Linked DNA regions of Homo sapiens: region 2 is linked to region 1. A link is a loop called in an ENCODE intact Hi-C map of the cell type or tissue named here. Cell type or tissue: mammary epithelial cell. All regions are shown on one strand. Each heading gives the region's core, and the rest is flanking DNA. Links, peaks and the distances in the headings are about the cores only. Region 1 has its middle 27 kb from the start of LINC02649. Region 2 overlaps PFKFB3 (6-phosphofructo-2-kinase/fructose-2,6-biphosphatase 3).

What was found. Hi-C counts contacts between places; a loop is a spot of excess contacts. Peaks named below come from ENCODE experiments on the same cell type or tissue, not always from the same donor. Only the 100,000 strongest peaks of a DNase experiment are listed, where the experiment ranks them.
Region 2: a loop joins it to region 1, with 4 times the contacts of the local background. A loop is called at or near these places in 10 of 110 quality-filtered maps.

The regions. Positions count from the first base shown.
Region 1 is chr10:6,291,867-6,307,035 of GRCh38, reverse strand. It overlaps a transcript of PFKFB3 not described here and the pseudogene SDCBPP1. Among named protein-coding and RNA genes, the nearest start is that of LINC02649, 27 kb to the left of the region's middle. RefSeq lists enhancers at 6,950-8,149, 11,047-11,276. In mammary epithelial cell, for the core only: no CTCF peak of the experiment used is centred there; a DNase peak (open chromatin) is centred at 7,625.
Region 2 is chr10:6,211,018-6,226,186 of GRCh38, reverse strand. It overlaps PFKFB3 (6-phosphofructo-2-kinase/fructose-2,6-biphosphatase 3), which reads right to left. Exons shown (of 15, transcript NM_004566.4): 2 at 12,439-12,564; 3 at 10,870-10,966; 4 at 9,996-10,062; 5 at 9,407-9,481; 6 at 8,996-9,052; 7 at 6,494-6,618; 8 at 5,322-5,529; 9 at 4,660-4,806; 10 at 4,442-4,546; 11 at 3,203-3,332; 12 at 2,167-2,229; 13 at 1,974-2,038. Among named protein-coding and RNA genes, the nearest start is that of PFKFB3, 16 kb to the right of the region's middle. RefSeq lists enhancers at 550-719, 6,582-7,081, 7,082-7,583. In mammary epithelial cell, for the core only: no CTCF peak of the experiment used is centred there; a DNase peak (open chromatin) is centred at 6,996; H3K27ac peaks cover 2,049 bases.

The DNA.
Region 1 (15,169 bases), core at 4,311-12,310:
GCCCACCCACATCAGGGAGGGTGGCCTGCTTTACTCAAAGTCTACTAATTGAAACGTTAATTTCACCCAAAAGCACCCTCAAAGAAACACTCAGCATAATGTTTAACCAAATATCTGGGCACATTGGCCCAATGAAGTTAATACGTAAAACTAAACATTACACTGATGAACTGAGAAAGTTGTCCTGTCACTACTTATGACCCCGTAACTTGGTTGTCTCACATCCTACTGGAAGAGCCTCATGAAAGAGACATGAGTGTGTTACATCTTTGGCAGGTCCCTGAGACCTGCTCTCCTTTGCAGGGCCCAGGACACGGCCTTCCATGGGGGAAGTCGTGATGAATAGTTATTATGTTGAATAGAGGCTCTGTGTCTGGAGTAAAGGTGTTATCTCCTTCCTCCACTATCTCAAATCTTAATTCATCTTTCTGGGTTTTCATACATTTCTTTTTTTAATATCTAATATGTAGGGAAATCTGTTACATTTTTGAAAAGCAACCCTGACTTCAGCTACTTGTTGATCTGAGCCCACGGCCATCCACCACATTGTGATGATGGCCTCTGGCCTGTCCCACAAACCCAGAGAGAGGCTGAAGACACAGCCTGTTTCCAGCCATCTGAGGACTAAATGCCCCCAAAATACCACTTAACCATTCCACAGATATTTTCAAATGCATCTCTGAGAGGTAATGCAATATCCAAGCCAGCTTGCATCCTGAGTTTCTGCTTTGATAGATGCATAGGGTTCAGGGACAGGAGACAAAGCCTAGAATCATCATAGAAAACTGGAACCCCCTTTGCCCAAAGGGCAAATCCTCAGAATAAGAGGAATGAGAAGGCCAAGTGCAGTGATGCGCACCTGGAGTGCCAGCCACTCATGAGGCCCAGGCGGGAGGATCACTTAAGCCCAGGAGTTTGAGGCTGCCATGAGCACTGATCACACCTGTGAAGAGCCTCTGCTCTCCAGCCTGGGCAACATAGCAAGACCCTGTCTCTAAAAATAAAAAAGAGGAAGGAGAAATTAACCCAATGTAAATAACAAAAAAATAAAGGAAACAAAACCTGCTTGTCTTGACCTCAGCACTCTGGGGAGAAGGGGAAAAAAACCTGCCCTTAGAAGTTGTTACCTCAAACCAGGTTCCAGGCAGATTTCCAGTCTGAATTCACATTACCTGTGTGATCTGAAAAGACCCATTTGGATATTTACGTTTAAAGTGTTCAGGGATGGTAGTCCTCCTAGGCAACTGACAGAAGCAGATATTCTCTGGAGAGATTAAGGTGCTTCAACCAGGCCTTAAAGAAGTCCCACAGATAAAGTAACCAGGAAAGTCAGCAGCTCACAGTAAAAGAATTTTTAAACACGAAAGAAAGAAAAGCCCTCTGTGTGCAAGCAAACAGAACCTCAGGCCCCAGAATCCCACTTGCCAATACTTCAGTGCTTAAGGAAATAAATCAGGAGCTTAAAAGCAAGAACGAGGAATGAGAGAGTGCAAGGAACGGCTAAGCATGCTTGAAAAGAAAACAAATTTCATAAATGTAGGAATGCCTACAAATTGGCTGGGTGTGGTGGCTCACGCCTGTAATCCCAACACTTTGCAAGGCCAAGGCAGGAGGATAGCTTGAGCTCAGGAGTTCAAGGCCAGCCTGGGCAACATAGTGAGATGTCATCTCTACTAAAAAAAAAAAAATTCCTAATATTTTTAATTTACAATAGTAAGAGATGGTGGCTTATGCCTGTAATCCCAACACTTTGCAAGGCCGAGGCAGGAGGATAGCTTGAGCTCAGGAGTTCAAGGCCAGCCTGGGCAACATAGTGAGATGTCATCTCTACTTAAAAAAAAAAAAAAAAATTCCTAATATTTTTAATTTACAATAGTAAGAGATGGTGGCTCACGCTTGCAATCCCAACATTTTGCAAGGCCAAGGCAGGAGGATAGTTTGAGCTCAGGAGTTCAAGGCCAGCCTGGGCAACATAGTGAGATGAGTGAGATGTCATCTCTACTAAAAAAAAAAAAAAAAAAAAAAAAAAATTCCTAATATTTTTAATTTAAAATAGTAAGAGATGGTGGCTCATGCCTGTAATCCCAACACTTTGCAAGGCCGAGGCAGGAGGATAGCTTGAGCTCAGGAGTTCAAGGCCAGCCTGGGCAACATAGTGAGATGTCATCTCTACTAAAAAAAAAAAAAAAAGTTCCTAATATTTTTAATTTAAAATAGTAAGAGATAGTGGCTCATGACTGTAATCCCAACACTTTGCAAGGGTGAGGCAGGAGGATAGCTTGAGCTCAGGAGTTCAAGGCCAGCCTGGGCAACATAGTGAGATGTCATCTCTACTAAAAAAAAAAAAAAAGTTCCTAATATTTTTAATTTAGAATAGTAAGAGACGGTGGCTTATGCCTGTAATCCCAGCACTTTGGGAGGTCGAGGAGGGCAGATCACTTGAGATCAGGAGTTTGAGATCAGCCTGGTCAACATGGTGAAACTCTGTCTCTTCTAAAACTACAAAAAATTAGCCAGGCGTGATGGCTAAGAGATAAAAAGAACATACTAGATACATTTAATGTCTAACGGTAGTAGTAGCCCGCAGAGGATGGCTGGACTGGCATATAGGCCTGCAGAAGGGATACGTGATGCTGTACAGAAAGATAGATGGATTCTTAGGGTGTGCTGAGCTGTGGGGACTCATGACCCCAAATCCACCATGTCTCAGGTTACACAGGTTTAGATCTGCTCCCTAAAGGGCAGACTAACTGCCCTGCTGGGTCAAGTTGTCATCAGTTACATCCATTAGTGCTTTCCAGAGAAAATAAAAGGGAGCTTTCTATCTAAATATTTAAATCTATCTGTTACTGCAGTAAGTAAACAATCTGAAAATCCAGATTAGCACAATTGGTCTTTAACAAGGATTCTTCACTTTAAGAAACAAGGTGCGTCTCTGGGGCACTAAAACTCTGATTAGAAAACAGATCAAAGCAGCACTCTGTGTTGATGGCTTCTCCACATGGTGACTCAGGGACCCAGGATCCTTTCATCTTGTGTCTCTGCCGTCCCCTGCACTCTCATTTTCATTTGGGTCCAGCCAGCCACAGGTGAGACTGTGGGGTGCATCCATGTCGTAGAAGCTTCAGCTAAGAGATGGGACACTTCACTCCTGTTCTGTTCTATTGGCTGGAACTCACTATCAACACTTATTTTTCATTTTCTTCATTTTTCCATTTTCTTTTTTTTTTTTTTTTTAGATGGACTCTCACTCTGCTGCCCAGGCTGGAGTGCAGTGGCGCAATCTCGGCTCACTGCAAGCTCTGCCTCTGGGATTCAAGTGATTCTCCTGCCGCAGCCTCCCGAGTAGCGCCTGCCACCACGCCCGGCTAATTTTTGTATTTTTTGTAGAGATGGGGTTTCACTATGTTGGCCAGGGTGGTCTCGAACTCCTGACCTCGTAATCCACCCGCCTCGGCCTCCCAAAGTGCTGGGATTACAGGCGTGAGCCACCGTGCCCGGCATTGATTTTTGTATTTTCATCAAGAGTAAATAAAGGCTATTTCAGCATTGATTGTCATTTTTTTTTAAACTGGACCCACTTATGTAATACTTAAACTAATAAAAATTGTAATATGAAACCATCGTTGCACTCTGAATAAACCTTATTTTGTCATGGTAGGATGTTGCTACATTGCACCATGTGCTCATATTTTTATTAGAATTTTCACTTCTCTATTTATGAATAAAACCAGTCTACATCTTTCTTTCTTTTTCTTTTTCTTGTTTGTTCTTGCATTAGGATTCTGCTACCTTTGTAAATAAATCAATGTATTCCTCACACAGCATATACATATTTATCAGTCTTGTAAGCTTAGAGCAGTCCATAAATCATAAAAGAGTTTAGGGTGAATTTTAGAAGAGAAAAACAAAAATGAAGTAATAAACAAACAGTTGCTGACAAACAAATATTTGTGCTTTATAAAGCCAGTCCTACGCTTGATCTTACCCACATGCCCTGGACAGATGACAGGAGGCCTGAGTTCTCATCTCTGCTCCGCTCCTGTGTTATCTCACAAGAGTCATGACATCCCGTTACCTCGAGCGCCCTTTCTATGCATAAAGAAGGCACTGGGGAGACGCCATGTCCAAGGTGCCTTCCAACAGTCTGACAGTTTTTCTAAATTTCAAAGATGACTTTCTCAATGCAAAAGCCAAGAAAGATCACATAAAACACACACACACACAAATATATATATATATGTGTATGTGTATATGTGTGTGTGTGTGTGTGTGTGTGTGTGTGTATACACACACATATTTTTATTTTGGGCTCCCACCAGAAAGGAAGATAGGTATAGAAAAACCACAAGTATGGGCCGGGCACGGTGGCTCATGCCTGTATCCCAGCACTTTGGGAGGCCGAGGCAGGTGGATTGCCTGAGGTCAAGAGTTCGAGACCAGCCTGGCCAACATGGTGAAACCCCGTCTCTACTAAAATACAAAAATTAGCTGGGTGTGGTGGCAGGCACCTGTAATCCCAGCTACTTGGGAGGCTGAGGCAGGAGAATTGCTTGAACCCAGGAAGTGGAGGTTGCAGTGAGCCAAGGTTGCACCACTGCACTCCAGCCTGGGCAACAGAACAAGACTCCGTCTCAAAAAAAAAAAAAAAAAAAAAAAAAAAAAAAAAAAAACTGGCCAGGCACGGTGGCAGTGGCTTATATCTGTAATCCCAGCACTTTGGGAGGCCGAGGCAGGTGGATCGCCTGAGGTCAGGAGTTCGAGACCAGCCTGACCAACATGGTAAAACCCCACCTCAACTATAAATACAAAAATTAGCTGGATGTGGTGGCGCATACCTGTAATCCCAGCTATTCAAGAGGCTGAGGCAGGAGAATCGCTTGAACCTGGGAGACAGAAGTTGCAGTGAGCCAAAATCATGCCACTGCACTCCAGCCTGGGTGACAGAGCAAGACTCTGTTTCAAAAAAAAAAAAGAAAAAGAAAAGAAAAGAAAAATCGCAAGTATGTTACCTTCGTATAAATAACAAAGTTAGCTCACTTCTCTGTTTCCTCCTGTTAGGAAGTGGATAAAGCAAAATGATCATCCAGTCACTAACCTGTGTGGTGGGGAACTTACGAGGTTGGTTAGTCATTAATCAGAGCAGATAATAAAGCATGTGACTCTCAGCCCAGTTCTCTGCACTGGAATAATGTGATCCTCATTTCCTGAAATTTAGTCATAACGAAGGAAGTGATTTGAAATTAGCTTCTCTTATAAAGATAGAGGAATCCTGATGAATTAGAGCTCCCTTTCACCTGGGACTTGCCTCCATCACACTTGGCGATCCCCACACCGCCCTTTGAGCTGAGCTGCTCTTGAGGGCAGACGAACTGCCCTACTGGGTCAAGTTGTCATCAGTTACATCCATCAGTGCTTTCCAGAGAAAATAAAAGGGTACTTTCCTCAATCTATCTGTTATTGCAGTAAGTAAAAAACCTGAAAATCCAGATTAGCACAATTCATCTTCAATGAGGATTCTTCACTTTAGGAAACAATGTGCTTCTCTGGGGCACTAAAAACAAGTTTATTTCCAAAACAAATTTTGATCAATGCTCAACAGTTTTTAAGGATGTATCTCAAATGATCTAAGAATATGCATCGACCATTATTTATAAGTAAGGGTGAAGGAAATGCACCTTTATGAAGTCCCTGAAGCACCCAGGGACTGTACCAGATGCCTTACAGGTGTACATATGTACTAGGTATAAAGGTTAGTTTCCTAATCTAGGTATGTGTAAATCCTCATCTTACTTTATTTCCTTGAGTCAAAGTCAATTCCAAGTCACCATTCCATTGAGATAATGAAAAGCCCAATGGTGGATGCCTCCTCCTAGTCAACATCTCCCCCCAAATTATAGGAAGGCACACAGAGCAAGATATCATCTCATGTTCACATGGCCCACGAAGTCTGGCCATGCCAAGCTTGGGCAGAGGAATCTTCTGCAAGATGGCAGCTTCCACTGTTACGGACCAGCCTCCATGGTGCACCAGAAAGGCACTCCCCTCAGGTGTCCTCCCACCTTGCTGGATGTTGCCAAAAATAAAAGAACAAGATTCCTCTATTTCTGGCACCCACAGCTTCCTGTCTCCTTTCAAATCCTGCGTAATTACCCTTCTCTCAAAGGCAGTAGCTTCTCTCTAGTACCTACAGCATAATCGCCTCAAGAAACCAAGGCTTCCAGAACTCAAACCCAGGAAGGAATCTAGGAGGATTCCAGAAATCAAGCCCAGGAATGAATCAAACCCAGCTGCACTCAACTCTGGACTTCCACGGTGCCTCGCGAGACTGGCTTTGCTAAGGCAAGGGCTTCTGGGTGGAGTTAATAAGAAAGCAGCATGAAAAGGTGCTTTGAGACACGACACATCGTTTCCTGCTAACGATCAAAGAATATACACAGCTGTTCCCGTTTCGGAGCAGTTCTGGCCCCAGGAGAGAGTTGCTGAGTTGCTTTCTGGAAAAGCTGGCTTTGACTTTTCAAGGCAGCTCATGCTGCTAAAGGTTGCATAGGCACAGAGAGAGGGAGCTGCCGGGGGCATGGGGGAGCCTTCCCTGATGCAACTGAACTTGAGCTGAGCTCACTATGTCTCTAGAATCTACTACCTATTCCTATTCAATAAATACAAGTATTTATTAAACATCTGTTACGTGCCAGGTCCTGTGTCAAATGATGGAGGAAGTGAAAATGCGTAAGACACAGTCTCACTTTGAAGAGTTCTCAGCCTTGTGGGCAAAGGCAGGAAGGTTCATTGTGTGGCTTGAGTGCACACAGGGAGGCTTTAAAGAATGTGAGAGGAATATGAGGAACAGATGCTGCCCTGGAGTGACTCGCATCTCGCCCGAAGAGACAAACAAGGCACCCAACAACCACAGAACCAGTAAGTGCCAAACCATGGGTACTAACCCTAACTACAATGGGTATTCTGAAAAGGCAGAAAAAATTTAAGTGATCTTAGCATAATCAGACTTGGTGAGGCTTAACATTCCTCCCTCTTCACTAAAAAAAAAAAAAAAAAAAAAAAAAAAAGTCTTCTGAACAGGCACTGCACTAGGCTCTGGGAATGCAAGCCTAGGAAAGTCCAAATCGACGCCTTAAAATGTTCAGCAGACAGTGAAGGAAACATGGAGCTCCAAACCAGGGGCTAAGTGCCACCCTCAACACAGCTTCAGGCCTTCACTCTTCCCAGGAACTGGGGACTGTTTCAGAAAGGGGGTGCCATCTCTGCTGAGCTTTGAAGGAAGGGTAGAAGTTAGCCAGGGAGCAAGGTTGGAGGTAAGGGGTTCTAAGCCCAGGAGACGCCAAGAGTATAAAATTGGGTAAATTCCTGAAAAGTCAAGGTCAAGCAATTCCTGTATAAGGAGAAGATTTGGTGAAATCAAAGAGAAGACAAACTTGAGGCCAGTAAATTATTACCCTTTATCGGTCTTAACAGACGGGAACTAACAATATATCCCTGCGAAAGATCAATGCCGGAGTGAGGCTCAAGTTCACCTCCCGCAGCCTGTGACTCACGGCACACTGACTCAGCCATGCTACCTGCAAGGAGGCACGTTAGGACAACGCAGGGACCCAGCACGTGCCAGTGAGTCTCTCTCTGTCCTAACTATGGGATGCCACCCTCCTGGGTCAGCTGACTCACCCCTGCCTGTAAATCCTAGTCAGGTCTGTAGGTGCCTGGGGAAGAATCCTACCTACCTCTGAGTAAAGACAGGAATAGAAGCTGGTTCGTCTAGAGCAGCAACACAACCAACGTTGAAAAAAGCAAACACCATTTCTGAAAATTGCATGCAGAGTGCATGGTATCAACTGACGTGTCTCCCCTAGGAGAGTGAGCCATTAATGCTTTGCTAACCACAGCGCTATCAAGACCATCGTTTCCAATCCTACAAAGGAAACACCAGGAAAAACAGAATTTAAAGGTTTTATTTGTCAACCTAAAGAGGAGGCAATCAATATCATTTGAGTGCTTTCATTACATCCGAGAAGGAAATGAAATCAGGATGCACCAGCATGGGTTTTAGGCTATGCAGCCAACAGAGATGAACCAGACGTGTCCTCAAGGAGCTTAGAATCAGGTGGAGAAAATAAGATGTCATATAAATTACCTAAGCAATAGTTGGCACAGCACTATAAGCCACCAAATGCTGCATTCTTTTTCCGCACCAACAGATCCGGTATGTCTTCAGGGAGCACCTGCGTTGGGGTGCGTTAGAGATCCATCTGGAAGGCCAGGAAGACATTCAGGACCATTCACAGCTGGAATGCTCCTGAACAGCTGCCCAAGATCCAGGCCTGGCCTTTCAGGATGCCCTGAAAATGCACTGAACAAGGCCAAGTGCAGTGGCTCACACCTGTAATCCCAACATTTTGGGAGGCCGAGGCAGGAGGATTGCTTGAGGCCAGAAGTTCAACACTAGCCAGGGCAACATAGCAAGACCCCATCTCTGAAAAATATTTAAAAATTATCCAGGAAGTGTGCCTATAGTCCTCGCTACTAGGGAGGCTGAGATGAGAGGATCTCTTGACCCCAGGAGTAGAAGGCTGTAATGAGCTATGATCACACCACTGAATTCCTGGGCAAAGAGCAAGACCTTGTCTCAAAAAAAGAAAAAAAAAAAAAAAGTGCCCTGAACCATAGAATAAGTGGACTCTGGACTCTGCCATTCTCCTACTTCCCTTTCTTGAGCCAGTTTCCACGGGCATTGGCCAAGGTAACCTAGGGTAATCCGAGGTTACCCTAGGAGAAGCAGAACTCACAGCTCACAGAGCTGAGACAGAGGAGAAGTGTGTTTGGCTTGGCTTAAACCTAGACTTCCTAGGCCAGGTCACAGTGTCTCCTCCACTTTTTCCCTTTAACTTTTGCTCAAGAGATCAGACTGATTTATAAGATAAACAGACTGCTAGCCAAGAAGTCTCCTTCCTCCCCCCTTCTTTCTGTTCTGGTAAGTTCCATACCTAAATAGAACATAGTGACTTATGGTTCCAGCCCAATTATTAAGAGCCTCTTCAGTCTGGAAGTGTAATGTATATGTTTGTTCATCCACATTCTTGACAGATGAACAGACTGATACCCCCAGGAAGTCATCAGCAGAAGAGAGACGGGTCTTTAGGAACACCTGTAAGCCAAGGTGTTATACAAGACTAGAGATGTGTGGAGCAGAGGTAGAAATACCCACAGATAGGAAAGAGGACCCTTCTGGGATATGGAGAGAAGGAAAGGTCAGCCTACTCAAAAGTATCCTCGATCACTTGACACACCCTCCACAGGGTCATCATCAAGGAGCTGTAATTCATCCATGACAAGAAGCTTCCAGCTCAAATGCAAACATTCCTGAGACAGTTCCCACAGGAGCTCAGAAACGTCCTCCACGTACCCCTCATGGGGACATCTTGCTCCTACAGCAGTAAACGTCTTGCTTCCCTCCAACGGTGCTTCCTTACCTGTCCCTACCTGTGCCACGACCACAGGATGCCTACAAAAAAAAAAAGAAGGACACCTCACTGGCACCTCTCTCCTGATTCTCATCTGCACTTTGTTACCTGGGCTCTGAAGCAGCCCTGCTCCTGCTCTTGGGCCACACAAAGTGCTCACGGATGTGGCCTTTTTATCTTTTGCCTACTCTCTCCCTAGGGTTCAAGCATCATCCCTGTGTCCTAACCAGGGAACAAGTGGCATGTTCCCTTTTCTCCCAGGAACCTACACACAATTGCTTCTCCGATGAAAGCCACTTCCACTGTGCACATCAATCAAGGCAGATGCATAGCAGGGGCCGGGGGACCCTGGGCTGCTCTTCCAGCACTTAGCCAAACACTGAATCTGTTTATGCTCCACTGGGACACAAAGGAATGTCACAGGCACTAAAATATTCCACTTCCTGGTTACGCCCAGGCAAGCCTGGTTGGTGTTAGGAGACCCAGATTCTACCTCAAGATTGTGCTGCTGTTTTCCCTACAGCATGGTTGGTCATACACAGGTGAGGTCCAAGCTTTAATTATCCCTTTACCTTGGGTTCCTGTCAGAGATGTTCAAACCAGAACAATTCCATCTTGAATAGGGGCTGGGTAAAATGAGGCTGAAACCTACTGGGCTGCATTCCCAGGAAGTTAGGCATTCTAGGTCATAGGAAGTCGGCACAAGATACAGGTCATGAAGACCTTGCTGATAAAACAGGATGCAGTAAAGAAGCCAGCCAAAGCCCACCAAAACCAAGATGGCGAAGAAAGTGACCTCTGGTCATCCTCACTGCTCATTACATGCTAATTATAATGCATTAGCATGCTAAGAGACACTCCCACCAGCACCACGACAGTTTACAAATGTCATGACATCAGGAAGTTACCCTATATGGTCTAAAAAGGGGAGGAACCCTCTGTTCCGAGAATTGCCCACCTCTTTCCTAGAAAACTCATGAATAATCCACCCCTTGTTTAGCATATAATCCAGAAGTCACAATAAGTGTAAGCAACTGAGCAGCCCACACCGCTGCTCTGCCTATGGAGTAGCCACTCTTTTATTACTTCACTTTCTTAATAAACTTGCTTTCACTTTATTCTATGGATTTGCCTCAAATTCTTTCTTGAGTGAGATCCAAGAACCCTCTCTTGGTGTCTGGATTGGGACCCCTTTCCGGTAACATTCCTCTAAACTAGGTCTGAGAGTCCTTTTTTTGAATTGAATGGCTACTGAGAAGTTTCCAACAATATTTGTAGAGATCAGTCTATAGTGGGTACACATCTCAGTCTACAAACTTACATTTACTTAAAAAAAAAAAGAAAAGAAAAGAAAAAAAAGAAAATGCCAACTTCCAGTAAAGAACTTGGAAGTCATCTCTCCCATTCTTGCAACAAGAAAAAAAGCTGAACAAACTAAAGATCATCAACTTTTTGATCCATCAGAGAATTGAGGTCACAGAGCCAATCTCTGTCCCCAAAACTGGAGAGACAGAAAAATACAAAGAATGACAGCTTCCTGGGAGCAGAAACTCACAGCTGGAGCCAATATCTGTTGTAGTGTGTGAAACTGTCATCAACTAGTTGCTGGAGGCTCAGTGTAAACTAGCTTGAGAATTGAAAGCTCTAAAGGGACCCAGTCTTAGGGAGGTGCCCACGCTTGTGTGAGTTTTGCCTTGGGGAATTCCACCAGGTCTCCATTGTGAAGATCAGAGAAAAGTACCCTCTAACTTCCAGCAGAGGAGGGGGAAAGTAACTGTTCTGAAATACACCCAGAGCTCTCTGTTCTCTTTAACAAGTTCTGCCCTCAAGGGAAACTACTTTGCCAGAGTCTAACCTACTGGGGTTTTACCAAGGCCCAGCTGGCCTGGGGGAAGAGAAACACCCAACTCAGGCTCACTAAAAGACTAAGACTTGATCAGAAAAGTAAAGAATGCTTCCCTAACCCCCACACCTCACCACCACATCAAGATGGCGCCTGTATAATAACGGGATTTCAGCTTAAAAAAAAAAAAAATTGGCTGGGTGCGGTGGTTCACGGCTGTAATCCCAGCACTTTGGGAGGTCAAGGTGGGGTGGATCACCTGAGGTCAGGAGTTCAAGACCAGCCTGGCCAACATTGTGAAAACCCATCTCTACTAAAAATACCAAAAAAATTAGCCAGGCGTGGAGGTGGGCGCCTGTAATCCCAGCTACTTGGGAGGCTGAGGCAGGAGAATGGCTTGAACCCTGGAGGCAGAGGTTGCAGTGAACCAAGATTGCACCATTGCACTCCAGCCTGGGCAACAAGAGTGAGACTCCTTCTCAAAAAAATAAAATAAAATAAAATCTACAAGCCTAAGACCCTATTCAAGGAGTCTCTAGGAAAACCCAAGACATCACAGGAGACAAAAACAAAAGTGTTCAAGAAAATTTTAATCTGTGACACTACAGCTACAGCAAACAGTGAACACAGCCTCACTCCTAGCCAGATAAACACACTAGAGATCAATCTATGTCATTTCCTTTTACCCAATACATCATATCTGACTTTCAACAGAAAATTACAAGGCATGATAAAAAAAAAAAACAAAAAAAAAACACCTTCTGAAGAAACAAATCAAACATCATACACAAACCTAGGTATGGCAGAGATGTGGGGATTATCAGACCAGAAATGTAAAATAACTGATTAATATGCTAAAGGCTCTAATGGAAAAGTTGGACAACATCCAAGAGCAGATGGGAAATGGAGGCAGAGAGATGGAAACTCTAAGAAAGAATCAAAAGGAGAGGCTTGAAATCTAAAACTTACTTATGCAGAATGACTGGAGGCAGTGATGGCAAGTGGGTCCTTGTGGTCTAGAAGAATCCTGCAAAAATATCTCTCTCCATCTCTCAAAGATTTGAAGGTAGACTAAATAATTCAGGCTCAAACTGCTTGATATGGTTTGGCTATGTCCCCACCCATATCTCAAATTGTAGCTCCCGTAATTCCCATGTGTCATGGGAGGGACCCGGTGGGAGGTAATTGAATCATGAGGGCGGGTCTTTCCCATGCTGTTCTTGTGATAGCGAATAAGTCTCACGAGATCTGATGGATTTATAAAGGAGAGTTTCCCTGCACACGCTCTCTTGCCTGCTGCCATATAAGACATGACTTTGCTCCTCCTTTGCCTTCCACCATGACTGTGAGGCCTCTCCAGCCATGTGGAACTGTGAGTCAATTAAATCTCTTTCCTTTATAAATTACCAAGTCTCAGGTATGTCTTTATTAACAGTGTGAGAACAGATTAATACACTGCTTTTGCTGCAAACCCTGCCAACCCAGCAATTTTGTCAGAAGCTTCTGTTCACATCTCTCAAGATGGAAACCTCTATTCCAAACTATATCCAGAGCTCTCTCAACACATAGGCCTGAGTTTAAATAAAGAAGAAACACATGCAAATATGACCATGGTTTCTGGTGCGCCAATTCAGGGCCAGTTGGTAGCAAGACCTTCCAGTACGAACTATACAATGGCTCCTATAACTGGTAATGATGTTGGAATTTGTAGAGCAGAAATTAAGCAAGGGATTCATGAAGCCATTGGATCAAGATGGAAAATTCGTGAAGCCATAAGGACCAAGATGGAAAAATTGAACTCTGGCTTAAATCAATAGATAATGGTATATGTGTTCAGCAAGTCAAGGATAACTCTCCAACCTTATTGGTTGGTCTGAGATTTGGGAACCAAGTACTCCAAATCAATGGTGAAAACTGTGCAGGCTGGAGCTCAGATAAAGTGCACAAGGTGCTCAAACAGGCTTTTCAAGAGAAGATTTCTACGTCCATTCATGACAGGCCCTTTGAATGGACAATTACCATGCATAAGGATAGCACTGGACATGTTGGTTTTATCATTTAAAATGGAAAAATAGACCGGACGTCGTGGCTCACGCCTGTAATCCCAGCACTTTGGGAGGCCAAGGCAGGCAGATCACCTTATGTCAGGAGTTTGAGACCAGCCTGGCCAATGTGGTGAAACCCCATCTCTACTAAAACTACAAAAATTAGCCAGGCATGGTGGTGCACACCTATAATCCCAGCTACTCAGGAGGCTGAGGCAGGAAAATTGTTTGAATCCAGGAGGCAGGGGATGAAGTGAGCCGAGATTGCACCACTCCACTCCAGCCTGGCCAACAGAGTAAGACTCCATCTCCGAAAGAAAGAAAGAAAGAAAAGATAACATCCATAGTGAAAGACAGTTCTGTAGCCAGAAATGGTCTTCTCACAGAACACAACATCTGTGAAATCAACAGACAGAAGGTCACTGGACTGAAGGACTCTCAAATTGCAGACATACTGTCAACATCTGGGACTCGAGTTACTATTACAATCATGTCTTCTTTTATCTTTGAACAGATTAAGTGGATGACACCAAGCATGATGAAAAGCCTAATAGACCACACCATTCCTGAGGGTTTAAAATTCATCACACGACGGAAATGTAGCTGAACGTCTCCGTTTCCTTCTTTGGCAACTTCTGTATTCTGCACGTGAGGCTTTCTGGGGCCAGCAATTGAGCATACGCTGCATGAGGATCTTTCCATCTCACATTATGGCTGGGAATCTTACTGTTTCATCTGATAACCTGTTCAGATTTCAAGAGAGCTGTAGCCTTATCCTGGTTTTATAGAGGTGAAACTTTCAAGAGATTTACTGACTTTCCTGGAATAGTTGCTTTTCCGGAAACCTGATACTTTCATAAGCCATTGTGATTAGAATGACTGATACAGGCTTAGCTTTGTGTGAGAACCAGTCACCTTTCTCCTAGGCCATGAGAAGTGCTGTTCATGTTACTTTAGTTCTATGGGATGTTTGCATTTTTAACACATTCTACCACAGTACACTTAGAATGATTGCCCTTGATAGTTTTTTTTTTTTTTAATTCTGTGTATGTGTGTATAAAATGCCAATTAAGAACACTGGTTTCGGGCCAGGCACGGTGGCTCACGCCTGTAATCCCAGCACTTTGGAAGGTTGAAGTGGGCAGATCACGAGGTCAGGAGATCGAGACCATCCTGGCTAGTAGAGATGGTGAAACCCTGTCTCTACTAAAAATACAAAAAAATTAGCTGGGTGTGGTGGTGGGCGCCTGTAGTCCCAGCTACTCGGGAGGCTGAGGCAGGAGAATGGCATGAACCCAGGAGGCGGAGCTTGCAGTGAGCCGAGATTGCGCCACTGCACTCCAGCCTGGGCGACAGAGTGAGACTCTGTCTCAAAAAAAAAAAAAAAAAAAAAAAAGAAAAAAAAAAAGTACACTGGTTTCGGCTGGGTGCTGTGGCTCACACTTGTAATCCCAGCACTTTGGGATGCTGAGGTGGGAGGATCACTTGAGATCAGGAGTTCGAGACCAGCCTGGCCAACATGGTGAAAACCTGTCTCTACTAAAAATATAAAACTTAGCCAGGCATGGTGGCACATGCCTGTAATCCCAGCTACTCGGGAGGCTGAGGCAGCAGAATTGCTTGAACTCGGGAGGTGGAGGTTGCAGTGAGCCAAGATCAAACCACTGTATGCCAGCCTAAGCAACAGAGTGAGACTTTGTCTCAAAAAAAAAAAAAAAAAAAAAAAAAACCACTGGTTTCCTTCCACGTAAGCATTAAACAGTGTATGTAGGTTGTAAGAGATGGTGATGATTGTTCTGAAATCTTAA
Region 2 (15,169 bases), core at 3,003-11,002, 80 kb after region 1:
CAAGACAAAGACAAAAGAGAGAAAGGCGACAGTTACAAAGAAGGGGAGGAAAATTAGCCCCAAAAAAGTTTCTCTGCTCCTGGATTTTAGAGAGGCAAAAAGACTGACCGAGGGGAGTGGCCGGGACCACGGGCCAGGGACCATGGGCTGCTGAGTGTGCGGTGACTGCCAGGCAGCAAGAATGGGGGCAATTCCCTCCCATGCCCCCTTCCTCGGATGGTACCAAAGGATTCCCCACACAGACAAACACGGTGCTTGCAAAGCAAGGAGGGAAAGAATGATGATCACAGCAGAGCGTGAGGTCGGAGAAAAGAGCTTTGCTTCCAGCCTCTCTTGAGAGCTGAGGAGGGGCATCTAGGAGGGAGAGGCTGGGCCTGAGGCTCACAGGCTGGGGAGGGGAAGGCAACTGTGCTGACTCCCTTCCGCTGACCCGAGGCAGGATCTGAAGAGCCATCTCTACTACACAAAGGGCACCCTGGCTTAGGATGGGGCACGGAGGCTGCAAAACAAGCCTGGAGACCAAAGGCGCAGAAAATGTGCAGCAGGAAGCAGGTTCTGCGGCCAGGACCAGACACAGCCCTCCCATGAGAGGGACAGCGTGATGGGGTGTGGGCCTCCAGCCTCAGAACCGGGATCTGTCTCCATCATGGCCCTGCCCCCATTCCCTGCAGGGAAGAGCTCCAGGACCGGCTCAGGCCCAATCCCATAGCGGGGGCAGTGGCTCCCTGACCAGGGCTGTTGTCATATGGCTAAAGGCAGGACAGCATCCGGTGACCCACATTCCGAAGTGGAGGGGGTGACAGGGACCAAGGCGGCCAAGGGACCCCAGCCTCTCTCAGGTCAGCCCACCAGCCAGGCAACTGCCAGCGACTGGGGCGGACACCTCATCCCTTCATGCCAAAATCCGAAGGCCAAGCTTCCTGGGACTAGACAGTCACCTGTTTCGGGAACGCCATGACAGAAAGTCACGCTCGGTCTAAGAGAAAGGTCTGACTAGTACTAGCACAGTGTTGTACTTTTGGCAGCCTGTACACGGTGAATTCAAACTCACTTTCACAACACGCGTCCACCTGAGCAGAGGCCCACTCTACTCAGTCAGAGGCAGCCTGGCCCACCTCCAAATGTCAGGCCTCCCCCCAAGGTAGACAGCAGCTGCACGGCCAGGCCTCGAGGTCTCCTGAAGCGCCTCCCCACCCGCCACCCCCCAGGCCTCTGCTCTCCACGCCTCCCGTCTCTCAACACCGTGTTCTTGGTGGTTCTGAGCCTAATCACAAGCACATGGCGGCGCTGACCTGCTGATCCTGTTTGAAACAGTAACTCTGGAAACTGAAAGCACTGGTTTTAGCTGCCAGAAAGGAAAGGCAACAAGAACTGTGCCATGCTGATGTTAAAGAGAAGAGACGCTGGGCACAACGGCTCACACCTTTATCCTAGCACTTTGGGAGACTAAGGCAGGAGGATCACTTGAGCCCAGGAGTTCAAGACCAGCCTGGGCAACACAGTGAGACCCCATTATCTAAAAAAATGAATAAATTAAAATTAGCTGGGCATGGTGGTGCGCACCTGTAGTCTCAGCTACGCGGGAGGCTGAGGCGGGAGGATCACTTGAACCCAGGAGGTTGAGGCTGCAGTGAGCCGTGACTGCGCCACCGCACTCCAGCCTGGGGAACAGACTGAGACCCTGTCTCAAATAAAAAAAAAGAGAGAATGTATCTTCCTCACTAATATTCATATCTCGAGCTCAGCAGAAATGGGAGGAAGAGGACACAGGAAGAAAGAAAATGAGAAGGCCCCAGAAGCCACAGAACAGACAGGCAGGAACAAAGAGGTGCTGAGGAAGGCAGCCAGCAGGCCCATGGCCCCAGACAGGCCAGCACCTGCAGGCAAGCGGCCCCGGGGCCTCCTGAGCGCCCATCACCCACTAGGGCTATCGTGTGATGATGGCCAGGATGAGGCTTGGGGCCTCCACTCACCTCTGACCTCTCCCGGTGTGTGCAGACGGACTCCACGTTCAGGTAGATGGATTCCACACGGCAGCCTGGAGGGCGTGGGATGGGGGCAGAGGAAGCTGCTGTTAAAGGGACAGCACCGCTTACAGCCCACGGCCACAAGAAGCTACTGTGGCCACCTTCAGGGGGACAGGGCTTGGCAGGGGTTGCTACTCACCATAAGCGACAGGCGTCAGTTTCAGGACGGTGTGAAGAGGGCATTTCAGGTAGGGCATCTCCTCTGAAATTGAAATTGTACACCCACAGTTAGAAATGAGACACGGCCAGGCGTGGTGGCTCACGCCTGTAATCCCAGCACTTTGGGAGGCCGAGGCAGGTGGATCACCTGAGGTCAGGAGTTCAAGACCAGCCTGACCAACATGGCAAAACCCCATCTCTACTAAAAATACAAAATTAGCCAGGGTGTGGTAGCACATGCGTATAATCCCAGCTACTCAGGAGGCTGAGGCAGGAGAATCGCTTGAACCTGGGAGGTGGAGGTTGCAGTGAGTGCATGCATTGCACTGCAGCCTGCGCAAGAAGAGCAAAACTTTGTCTCAAAAAAAAGAAATGAGACATGAGGGTGGGGGAGGCATGGAAAGACCTTTACGGTCCCCCCAACAAGGACCCTCGGAAGCCCTGTCGGGCAGGGGCATCTGTCCCCAGCCACAAGCTGTCCCGGGCAGCAGCTGGCCCCAGAAGAAGACTTTAGCCCAAAGAGTGCCATCAAACCAAACCAAAAGACTCGCCCTCACGGTGACTTAGAGTTGGGAAAAAGTCACTCCCAAACAATTTAGGTCTGTCTAGGGATTCAGCTGCACTGGACTGGACATGCTAAGACTTAACATTTCAATGGGATTGTCAGAGTTTTCCGGGCTGTTTGTTCCTTAGAGGGCACTGAAGAGAAGTGCAGCCCCCACCCCAAGCCAAGACCCTGGGATGTGTGGAGCCAGGGGCGGGTCTCAGGGAGCTGTTTATGAAGCAATGAAGTCCCCGGCATCAACCTGGGCTCCACAGCATTTCCCAAGGGCTTCAAGGAAGCGCTGGACAGAGAGGACCTGAAGCAGCCGGGAGCCGACACCTGTGCCCTTCTCCTAACACCCCATGGCACAGCAGCCAACACAGGGCAGGCCACGGCAGGTCTGCGGCTGACCCCCCGCCGAGTGCCAGTCCCCTCCTCCCTCCATCCCGGGGCCACGACCTGCCCGAGGTACCTGCACTCTTATCCAGGAAGTAGGCAAGCAGGCAGCGCAGGACGGCCTGGTGGCAGATGACCAGCACATTCTCCTGCCGCTCCAGCTCCATGATCACTGGCTCCAAGCGCTGGACCAGGTCCTGGTAGGACTGAGCACAGAGGGCCGGGCCCACGTGAGCTCAGGGCACTCGGGAGGGGCTCTGCCGCTGGCCACAGACTGCATCAGACCGGCCAGAGAGCCACGCAAAATCAATCATCCATCATCAGCAGTGGTTGAGAAGGAGCAGGGTTTAACGTGGACTATTGCTCAGCCACAAAAAGAGTGAAGCCCTCCCCACTCCGCTCCCACACGGGGGAACCTGGAAAACTCAATGCTGTGTGAAAGAACTGGGCGCAAAAGGCACGTGTGGCATCTGACTCCACTGACATGGAATGCCCAGAATAGGCAGATCCAGATGCAGGAAGCAGACGGGCCGGTGCCGGGGCTGGGCCGGGCAGGCGGGAGCGGCTCCTAACAGGTCTGGGTTTCTTTGTGCAGTGAGGGAAAGGCCTGGAATTTGTGGTGATGGCTGCACAGCACTGTGAGTACACTAACATGCACTAAATCATAACTTTAACGTGATGAAAGTGGTCAATTTTAGGTTATGTGTATTTTCTATCAATTTAAAAATGTAAAAAGAAGCAGGAGGGCTGTGACTTTAGAAAAAGACCAGAAAAGCTCCTGCTCCTGTGGGCTCTCTGCTGTGCTAACCAGGGCCCCGGTGTGTAAGGCTTAGTCTGAGGCCAGAGGACAGTGGGCCTGCAGGGGCCTGAGGCACGACACTGCTCAGCAGGGCACGGGCAGGGAGGACACACCAGGCCCAGGAGGATCCCATCGGCAGAGGAGGCAACAGCGTCCTCAGCCACAGCCACCCGGGCACCGTGCACGGGGAAGCACAGACGCTGCCCAGGGGATATAGAGCCACCCCTCCTGCCAGCCTGCCCACCACCCTGCCCAGTGGACCTTCACACACCACCTTCCTCCTCTCCCATATAGTTCTATGTCCCTAGGGAAACACATCTCACTTCTGCTTATGGGAAAATGCACTTCACCCCAGGCTGTTAGAAGGTTCAGTTTGGGGGGACTCAGTTCCAAGGTGGAGGGTGTAGGAGCCCCCAGAACCCACACGGAAGTGAACTCCCTGGAGGGGTGGCCCAGCCCTGCACAGCAGTGGTCATGTGTGCTGGGGACCGTCAGCCCGCCCCAGCCTGCGCTCACCTCCCCGGTGGGGTAGCGGTAATAGTACTTGTCCTGCTCCCGCAGCGCATACTCCTCAGGGTAGGTGTCCCTGATCTCCTCGTAGGTCAGCTCCTCACAGACGCCCTGCGGGGACCCAGTGGTCACTCAGGGGAACAAACCACAGGGGTGTCTAGGGCCTCTTGGGAAGCCGCCCCATGCCCGAGGGTGAGGCTGCCTGCCCGCCTCCCAGGACTCACCGCGTCGATCTCATTGAGCGCCTTCCACTGCTCGTAGGGCAGCCGCAGCGCCTCGGCCGTCTGGATGGTGCTCTTCAGCTGGCTGGTCCACACGCGCAGGTCCTTCAGGTTCTGCTCCTCCACGAACTTGCTCAGAGCACTGGCAAACTGAGAGGTGGTGGAGGGGGACCACTGATTCCAGATGCCCGCAGCTCCTCCAAGAGCCAGGGCTGGAGCAGGCAGCCCACGTAGGGCTGTGCACTACCTGGTTACACCGTGGGGGCCCCAGGCCACTGGGACAGCCACAGCCGCACACACCCTACCCAGAGACCAGGCTCAGCTCTTCCTGCCCCTTCCCTTCCTAGTGCACAACCGCGCACACATCACACACATGCACAGAGATACACACACCAGAGACACACATACAAACACATACAAAGTAACACAAAGACACACACACACAAAGCCACATGGATAGGCGTAGACACACACACACACAGAGCCATACAGAGATGCACACAGATATGCATAGAGACGTGCAGGCGCACACACAGATAACACACACAGCAAGCACACCAAGCAGCAGCAGCAGCAGCAGCAGCAGCACACAGCTCCCCACCCACCCTATAGACCCTGCAACCGCCCTACAGCCAGAACGGCCCATGCGGCAGCACACCCCGCACCTTCTTGCCCCGGCTGGACAGGCCTGAGTCGCCCCCGATGCGGCCCTGGAGGTTGTGCTCGTTCTCGCCGTGCCGGCACAGGTAGATGGTACGCGGCTGCACGTGGATGTTCATCAGGTAGTACACGATGCGGCTCTGGATGTGGTCCTGCACCCGGTTCACCAGGAACCTCCGGCCCACGTCAATCACCTTGATCAGCGACAAGTCCCTGCAGAGAGACCCCACCGAGAACCACAGCTCAGGCCACCACCCACAGCAGGATGCACCTGGCCCGTCTCCGAAGATGTGATCCCCAGAGAACAGCAAGGCGGGACCGTAGGCCCCTCCAGGGCACAGACTGAATCCTTCTAAGGGGCAGAGCATATGCGTAAGACAACTCCCACAGCTGGTGTCTGGCTGTGAGGCTGGCCTGCCTCCCAGAAAAGGGGGAGAAAAAAGAAAGAAAATGGAGAAAAAAAGAAAGGGGCCTGTGCAGTGGCTCATGCCTGTAATCCCAGCACTTTGGGAGGCCGAGGCAAGAGGATTGCTTGAGTCTAGAAGTTCAAGACCAGCCTGGGCAACATAGCAAGACCTCATCTCTACTAAAGAAAAAAAAAATTAGCTGGGCGTGGACACCCACACCTGTAGTCCCAGTTACTCATGAGGCTGAGGCGGTAGGATTACTTGAGCCCAGAAGTTTGAACCTGCAGTGAGCTATGATCATGCCACTGCACTCTAGCCTGGGAGACAAAGGGAGACCCTGTCTCTAAGCAAGCAGGCAAGCAAGTAAGTAAGTAAATAAATAAATAAATAAATGGAAAGAAAGGAAAGAAAAAAGAAAGGAACTATCGGAGGGACAGTAGCAAAATCAGGCTCAACTCTATGTTGACTTCCTGTACTTCTACACAGTGTTCAAAATATTCCCACTGAATATGATTTGTCATCAAGGATTGTTTTTAAAAGATATTTTCAAAGAGAGTTGATAAAGGTATCCAGCGGCTGTATGTGGATCACCTGAGGCCAGGAGCTCAAGACCAGCCCGGGCAACATAGCGAGACCTCATCTCTACAAAAAAAACTGTCTTAAAAAAATTTTTTTAAAGGTATCCAGGAGCAAATCCTTTGTGGGAACATCAAGAATTCAGTAAGAACCCTCATGTGGGTCTTGCAGAGACGGCCAGCCACGGGAATCACCTGTCGCATTTGTCGGGGTCGAGGGGCTGGTAGCTGGCTTCATAGCAACTGATCCTCTTCATGAAGTCGTCCATGGCTTCTGCCGAGTTGCAGTCTTTGTAATCCGGGCTGGAGATTTTAACTTCCTGCAACACCACAAAGGGGTGGCTGATAAATCACGCTGGAAGGCTTTCTGCTGAGATTAAGCAGGATTTGGGGCTTTCAAAAGGGGAGCGCACAGAAGGCTCAGTATAAAGATTATCCGGCCCAGCGTGTAAGAGAAAGGGAGAAAGATGCTGGGGGCTGAGTCACAGCCTGATGTTACATGGGGAGGATTCCCTGGGGAGATGGAGAACTGAAGCCGGAAGGACAGAGACAGGAAACCCACAGGGATTCCATAATGAACACCTCTGAATGCTCCAGCAAGTCAGGATCTGTCCCGTGCCCGAGTCACCGCCAGACAGCCTGGCGCTGAACTCAACCGAGCTCCACGTGAGGATCCGCAATGCTCCCCGTGCCGGGAGGAGGCTGCTGGTTCTAAGGTATGCTCAGGAGTTCCCAGAGATGCCTCTGGCCTTGTGTGGTTTCTCCTCCACCCCCCACTGCCTGAGGCAGCCCCAGTGTGACCAGTCCGTGGTTAACTGCTTCTCCAACTAGGGCTGTGCCGGCTCCTTTGCAGGGCTCGCTCTCCTAGGCAACAACACAGGTCTACCAACACCCACAGTGGCACAGGCCCCAGAAACCAGGTGGATTTTAGGGAAACTCAGCATTTCTGAATGCCTGGGCTCTTTTTCTCATCAACCACTGCCGTCACTGAGAGGCAGCCACTCTTCAAAGATCGAGTCAGTCGGGAGCTGTGCCTGTGTCCTGGCACAGTTTCAGCCGGGGAAGATGAGAAAGTCCTGCGGATAGAGTGTGGCGGTTGCCCAACAATGGGAATATAATTTGCTGCTGTACTGCACACTTAAAAAATAGCTAAAATGGCCGGATGCAGTGGCTCACGCCTGTAATCCCAGCACTTTGGGAGGCCAAGGCAAGCAGATCACTTGAGGTCAGGAGTTTGAGACCAGCCTGGCCAACACAGTGAAACCCCCGTCTCCTCTAAAAATACAAAAAAAATTAGCTGGGCGTGGTGGCGCACACCTGTAATCCCAGCTATTCGGGAGGCTGAGGCAGGAGAATCGCTTGAACCCGGGAGGCAGAGGTTGCAGTGAGCCAAGACCGTGTCACTGCATTCCAGCCTGGGCAACAGAAGGAGAGTCCGTTTCAATAAATAAATAAATAAATAAATAAATAAATAAATAATAAAAATGATTAAGATGGTAAATTTTACATTATGTATATTTTACCACAATTTAAAAAAAAAATCTAAGTTCACAAATGCCTGGCTCTACCAAGCTGCTTTGAGATTTCATCAGAAAGAGATTTCTGAACATGGTGGGTTGGGGCAAATGATTATCTGCTAGTGGACAACCAGACAAATGCTAAACTCCTTGCTAAGCACATTGGTGACCACTCACTGGGAAAAATGACTTCACAGCTGCACCCTGCTGTCTACCAAGGGGAACAACGAGTGCCCAGCCAAAGAAAGGTGGCAAACCCTCATACTCTGAGCCTCCTGCTCCCACTGGACAAATCTAAACTGACTTTTCACAATTCAAATAGCCCTTCCTGAAACAGGAATTCATTTCCTAAAGATATCTAGAAATACTTCCACCACCTTGGGGAAGATACCGGGGCTAACACATGCTTAGCATCCCCTCTAAAGGTGCAAAGATGCCAGCACCACAGCGTCCCAGTGTTAAGTTTTCAGAACTGCTTTTCTTTATAGAATTGTCATATTCTGATATGTTTAAGCTGAAGAGGAAATTATCTCCAACACAGGGTGGCAGCTTGTAGTAAGTCTCCATAGTAACCATTCCTGTTTATATATATTGCTATCAAGTGGTAACACTGGAGAAATTCATCAAGTTATGATGCCAAGTGCCCTCAATTTATCTGGGCAAGCTCCCCTGCACAGCACAGACAGGAGGGTTTGTGGCAGGTTCACGAGATGCATCAGCAGGAGGAGAGTCTTACCTCCCAAACTCAGGAGGCTGCTGAGCCCTATGGACTTTTGCCAATGCCCAAGCATTCTTACCTCCTGGAGCTGTAGCAAGTGATCCACTTGCTGCCACCTGTCCCATTAGGGGCAGTGAGCGGCCCTCTGCCCCAGCAGCTCCATCACCACTAGCTGTCAGGCTCCTGCCACCAACAGAAACTAATCCTATCTCCCTGAATTATTTCCTACGTCCCATCCAAGCCTGCCCACTGCCCTGGATGGAGCTAGTCCCTCACAGGACAGGCCTCTGGGTTAAAAACCGCTCTGTAGGTCTGACCTCCCAATCAACAGCCAGCTGGGGGCTGCTCATCCTAAGGGCTCAGCTGCGCTTCCGAGCCGGACCCGGTCCCCCACTTCCTCAGACTGCAAATGCCCTTGTGGTCTACGCTGCCGCAGAAGCACGGGGCTCCCGGCTGTCTTACCATGATATTGGAGGCCACAACTGTAGGGTCGTCGCACACCGACTCGATGAAAAACGCCTGGTGGAAGTGAGGTGGGGATGTTAGAAAACAAACACCACGAAGGATCAACCTTGCCATCACTGCGATGTCATCACCCGGACAAGGCGGAAGCACGCCACCCACCAACTCCCAAACACAGGAAAGCCCACCTCCTCACTGCAGCCTCTGGAACGCCCCATGGCCCCCAAGAGCCCTACCACACAAAGGCCCAAATTTAAGGCCACAAAACGTGGGCAGCAGGAGGGGAGGGACCGAGCAGGACTAAGGAACATGGGCAGCAGGAGGGGAAGGACCAAGCAGGACTCAGGCCGCTTCCTGAAGCCTTTTCCTCTCTCCCGAGCCCTCTAGCACAACACAAGACGCTCAGCTCACCTTAAAGTCATTTTCTTTGGCAAAATGAAGGATCATGTGTCTCCTCTCTCTAGTAGTATTGGTGGCATCGAAAACCTGATATGGAGAGCAAAGGGCCAGGAAGAAAACTCTAAGTTTGAGTTTAACAACGTTTACCAGAACAGCAAAGATGCCAGACCCATCATCTCCAGGAATAAGCCCCAAAAGTGCTTCAGGGGAGCTTGTGCCTGCCCACAGTCCTCTCCAGGGAGTGCTTAGGAGGCAGGCCTCCCGCAACTACCAACAGCACTCAGGGGTGGTAGCGTGGGGGAAATACCCCAAAAGCAAACAAGCAAAACAGTAATGTGCAATGGGACAGTGTACAAGGAAGGGCCAGTGGTCCTGTGGGTAACTCGAGTCCTGCCCGCCCTGGAGGTGTGGGACTGGCCACAGAGGGGGTGGGTCCCTGAGTCCACCCCACATCCTCCTTCCTGAGCCATTGGGCTGCCCTGGCCACCTGCTTTCCTCCACCCTCAGGGCCAGAGGCACAGGTCTCGGTACACCCCAGGCCGGTGAGGACACCCTCATGGGTGGGACTGGACACCGAGCCGGCTACATTGCCTGGACTTACCGCAATTTGTCCCCCTTCTTTCGCCAGGTAGCTTTTGACATCTCTCAAGGCAGCTAAGGCACATTGCCTGGAATGCACAAGACATTGCCCGAATGTCAGCGCCGGTGCATCCGCTGGGGCAGCCCAAGCAACTCCCGACACGCCCCGACAAGCAGAGTAACTGGTGGTTCCATTCTACACTGCTTAGCGCTGGGCAGGCTGGCCAGCACCCCTCAGGCCCAGAGGCTTCCAACCTGGGGCCCCACACGGGTGGCCTCAGGAACCCTCGGGAGGCGGTGCTCAAACCGGGCTGCACGCGGGAACCACTCCTGGGGAGCTGCTAAGAAATGGCTGCCCAGAGCCACCCACAGAGTTGCACTAACTGGTCTGGGGTGGGGCCTGGCATCAGGGATTTTAGCATCCCCCAGGAGACTCCAGCATACAGCCGGGGCTGAACACCCTTGCACTAGGGTTTCACAATCAACTCGCACTTAACAAGAAATCCTTTCCAAACATAAACAGACACTCCCGATGAACAGGACTTGCTAATTCTCAGTGAGGGTGCTTCTGCGGCTCTGTCCCAGTGAGGGTCAGCTCAGCGAGACCCTCAGGGGACAGATGAGAGCAGCAACCTTGTTCCCACACTGCACAGCCCTGAAGCCACCAGCAGGACCCACCCGCAGGCCGGCTTTCTCTGCCTCCTACAGAGCCTGGCTCAGAACAAAGCAAGCCCAAGCCCGCAGCCCAGCCTTACACCCGCAGCCCCGCAGCCCAGCCTTATTCCCACAGCCCAGCCCTACGCCCGCGGCCCAGCCTTACTCCTGCAGCCCAGCCTTATGCCCGCGGCCCAGCCTTATTCCCACAGCCCAGCCCTACGCCCGCGGCCCAGCCTTACTTCCGGACTTTCATGGCTTCCTCATTGTCGGGGCGGAAGAAGTTGTAGGAGCTGTACTGCTTCACAGCCTCCCGGCGATACTCCCCGACGTTGAACACTGTGGACGGGAAAGAGAACAGTCTGGATGATCGAGCAGGAGGAAGGGGCCAGCTCACACCGGGACCATAGGATCGACCAAAGGAAGAGCCACCAGGCCAACCACACCGACTTGAATGAGATGGTGTGGAAGCAATGCCGGCGCCCAGTCCTACGCTACCCTCAACTCCTGAGGACAGCAGGGCACAGGCTGCCCGGCTTCCCCAGTCCAGCTGCAATGCCCCTGCCGCATGCTCTGCGACACTGTCCCCTCCAGCCAAGTCTACAATCTCAGTCCCACAATATCCTAAACCAGAGACTGAGACTGTGAGGATGGGTGGGGGGAGGCCCCAAGTCTAGCAAAAATAGGGACAACACATTTCCACCAATGGTATCAGAAAGCGAGTGGGGCCTCATGCCCACCGCCAGATCTAGGTCAACCCTTCTGCTGGTGCAGCCGCCAGGGCCAGGGCCGGAGACATGTGTCCCATGGTTCCTGGGCACTGAGCTGGGCACAGCGGGGATGGTAAACATAAAAACCATCCTTTCAAAAGAGGGGAGGGTGGGAGATGAGCAAGGGTTAAAAAATAACCAGTTGGGTACAATGTTCACTATCTGGGTAACAGGTTCACTAGAAGCCCAATCCCCAATCAATATGCAATATACTCAGGTAACAAACATGCACATGTACCCGAATCTAAAATAAAATTAATTGAAAAAAAAAAAATACCCAGTGCCTATCCACAAGATGTTCCCCATCTAGTTGGGAAGACCAAGCAGAGATTCTTAAATGTGTCATCCACAACAGCAGTCCCCATCCTTTTTGGCACCAGGGACCACTTTCGTGGAAGACAATTTTGCCACGGACAGGGAGGGGTTGTGGGTGTACGGCTTTGGGATGAAACTGTTCCACCTCAGATCATCAGGCATTAGATTATCATAAGGAGCACACAACCTAGATCCATCACATGCCCAGTTCACAATAGGGTTCACTCCCATGGGAATCTAATGCCACCACTGATCAGACTGGAGGCGGAGCTCAGGCAGGAATGCGCACTCACTGCCACTCACCTCCTGCAGCCAGGTTCCTAACAGGCCACCCAACATAGCAGTCCACAGCCTGGGGGTTGAAGACCCTTGATCTACGGTAGGCAGTGCTTAGGGCTATCAGCAGAGGAATGTTAGCTAGGACTGAGTGCGACAGGAATGTAAAGGACTGAGGTGGCTGGAGATGGCTTTGAAGGAGGTGAAATCTGAGTCGGGGCAGGACTTAGAGGAGTGGGAAAGAGAATGGCCAGTGAGGAGAAAACCCCAACAGAAGAAAAAGGGTGTAGACACAGTGTGAAGGGGACCCAGCTGCATGGGAGGCAGGATCAGACTCCCCGACCAGGGGACAGAGGCGCCCAGGGGTGGTCCTGCCTGTGAAACCAGCAACTGAGATGGAAGGTCAAGTTTTTGCACGAGCAGGGGTCCGGCCTCGAGACCCAGTCTCACCTTTTGTGGGGACGCCAATCCAGTTGAGGTAGCGAGTCAGCTTCTTGGAGATGTAGGTCTTGCCCCGGGCGGGGAGGCCCACCATGACGATGACGGTGGGGGAGTTGGTCAGCTTTGGCCCACAGGCTGGAAAAACAAGCAAGAAGGGTGTGTCATCAACCAAGTGACCGGAGAAGAGGAGCAGAGGCCACACCCAACAATAACACTGAAGAATTTCACCAAAAATGTTTTTGAGACAGGGTCTCACTCTGTTGCCCAGGCGGGAGCACGGTGGCCACCATGATTACTGCAGCCTCAAACCTCTAGACTTAAACAATCCTCCGGCCTTAGCCTCCCCAATAGCTGGGACTACAAGTGTGTACACCACCATCCCTGGCTAATTTTTTATCTTTGTAGAGATGGGGTCTCGCTGTGTTGCCCAGGCTGGTCTCGAAGTCCTGGTCTCAAACAATCCTCCCAGAGTGCTGGGATTACAGGCATAGCTACCACACCCAGCATTCATCGAAATTTTCATTTCATCTCCCCATCCTGAAGCCCCTGGCATTGTACCACAGTGGGACCAGGCAACCCTAGTGGCCACAGCCCCCCAGCCACACCCTGTCCCTCAGTCCTGCCTTTAGGTTCTACTTGGCAAAGACAGTCCCAACCCCAAATTCCTGAGCTGATACCCAGGGCGCTAAACCTAGCAGGGAACCAGTGACTGACACCACAGTGAAAGTGGAAATGCTCCTGCGGGTGGGAGGAAAGGATTCCTCTCCCGAGGGAGAGTGGGGCTAAGAGTCAAGAGGGTGGATTCCAATACAACATGGGGACAGAGGGGCAGGGGCTGGGGCCCAGGGGTCAAGAGACAGAGAGGCCCACCATCAATATCCAAACCTCCACACAGAGGTATGGGCAGAGTTTCTAAAAAAAATCTTTAAAAAGGCAATTTTTAAAAGTAGGAGTTTACAGCCAGGCGCGGTGGTTCATGCCTGTGATCCCAGCCCTTTGGGAGGCCGAGGCAAGAGGATCACTTGAGACCATGAGTTTGAGACCAGCCTGGGCAACATAGCAAGGCCCTGCCTCTACAAACAAATAAATTAAAAAATAATTAGAAGAAAAGAGTTTATCAAATGAAAGTAGGTCAGGGAGGCAGAATGCTAAAATTACCCCAGTGGACAGGTAAATCCTCCACCCGAGCCTCTCACGCCCTGTCTGACCCCCTCTTCTGGTGCCAGGCTCGGATGAATGCTGGGGCCCTGCCGAGGGAAGGGCCGGTCACGAAGCCTCAGCCAGGGGCCGGCTCCACCACTGTCTCCAGGAAACCTGGAGATGCTCTTGCCTGCCAGCTCCCTCCTGGCTTCCGCTGCTACATGACGGTCTTGGCATCTCAGTAAGACAAAACAGCAGGAAGGGGGGTTTTGCTGGGTTTTTCAGAAAGCAGCCAGAAGCCCCCTGTTCTGGGAGCCGAGGGCCCAGTATCTCCCCGGCTGTCGCCTGGCCCTGGGAGTCTCAGGCAACTCCCGCATCCTGCCGACATGCAAGCTCCAGGGCCAGATGATACCCGCCAGCTCCCGCCTGGGCGGCACGGCCCAGCACTCACTGCCACGTGGTTAGCCTGGCTGTCCTCATCATTCCCAGACACAGCCCACATGGCCTGCAGGAAAACCTCTGAAAGCCGCACACAGAACCAGGCAGATGTCAGACTGGACAGAGGCCCTGATGTCCGAGCTGAGCAGGCTTATGCTGCGGGAGCCACCACCCCTCAGACGGGCCGCAGCTCAGGAAAGAAGCCCCTCTGTAAGCCGGAGCCCCCAGCAGGGCTCCAAACTGAAGTCAATGTCCAGGATCTGCCGCTAGGCCTGGAGGTGGGGGCAGGGAAGCAGGCATGGCATGCCGGGCCTTTGTCCCCTCCATGCTATTTGGAGACCATTAGTGGCCTTCTCAGCAGGCAGAGTAAGGAGACAGACAGGCTATCAGCAGATGAGGAGACGCTAAAAGCCCTGGGCTGCCATGCTCTTGATGTCCAGTGACCTAGAACAAACAGTTCCTCGAAAACAGATGCTTTTCACTGCCCAGGGTGAGCCGGGCATCCTGAGCACATGAGTGGAACAAACAAGCACAAAGCACCAAGCACCCAGGGGCTTTCTTGTGTCCCCAGGGGCACACGGAGAGATGGTGGCCTCCCCGAAAGCCAGTGAGGCACACCCCACCGTGCCCAGGGTCATTCTGGCAGCTGTAGCTGCCATATCAGGAAAGTAGCAGCAACTCCTTGGAAACAATACCCATCCACTGACCCTTCCCCTAGGCCAAGGGTCCCTCCTGGTCTTACCAGGTGTCCCCACTGCACCGCTGCTCCTAAGAGCACCCAGATATGCAGAGACAGACGCACACACATACTCTCAGCTGTGCACATACGCAGAATATTTCTGTCGGAACCACGCCAAGGAAGCAGAGGCTGATTGATTTATCCAACAGGGGATTATGTCTACCCACTAATCATAGGAACAAATGTCCTCTGGCAGTAGACATTTAGGGAGGGAAAATAACAATAACAACAATAAAGACAGCAGAGTAAATACACAGGGCAAAAGGTCAGACTGGATTTCAAACCCAAATAAACTGCCAGTCCCTTCTTGGCAAAGCAGAGCCATTCTCCCTATGCACTGCTCTGTCGCATAGTAAGATTCAAAGAGAGGGGCGCTATAACTGGGGATATAGCTCAGGGGTAGAGCATTTGACTGCAGAACAA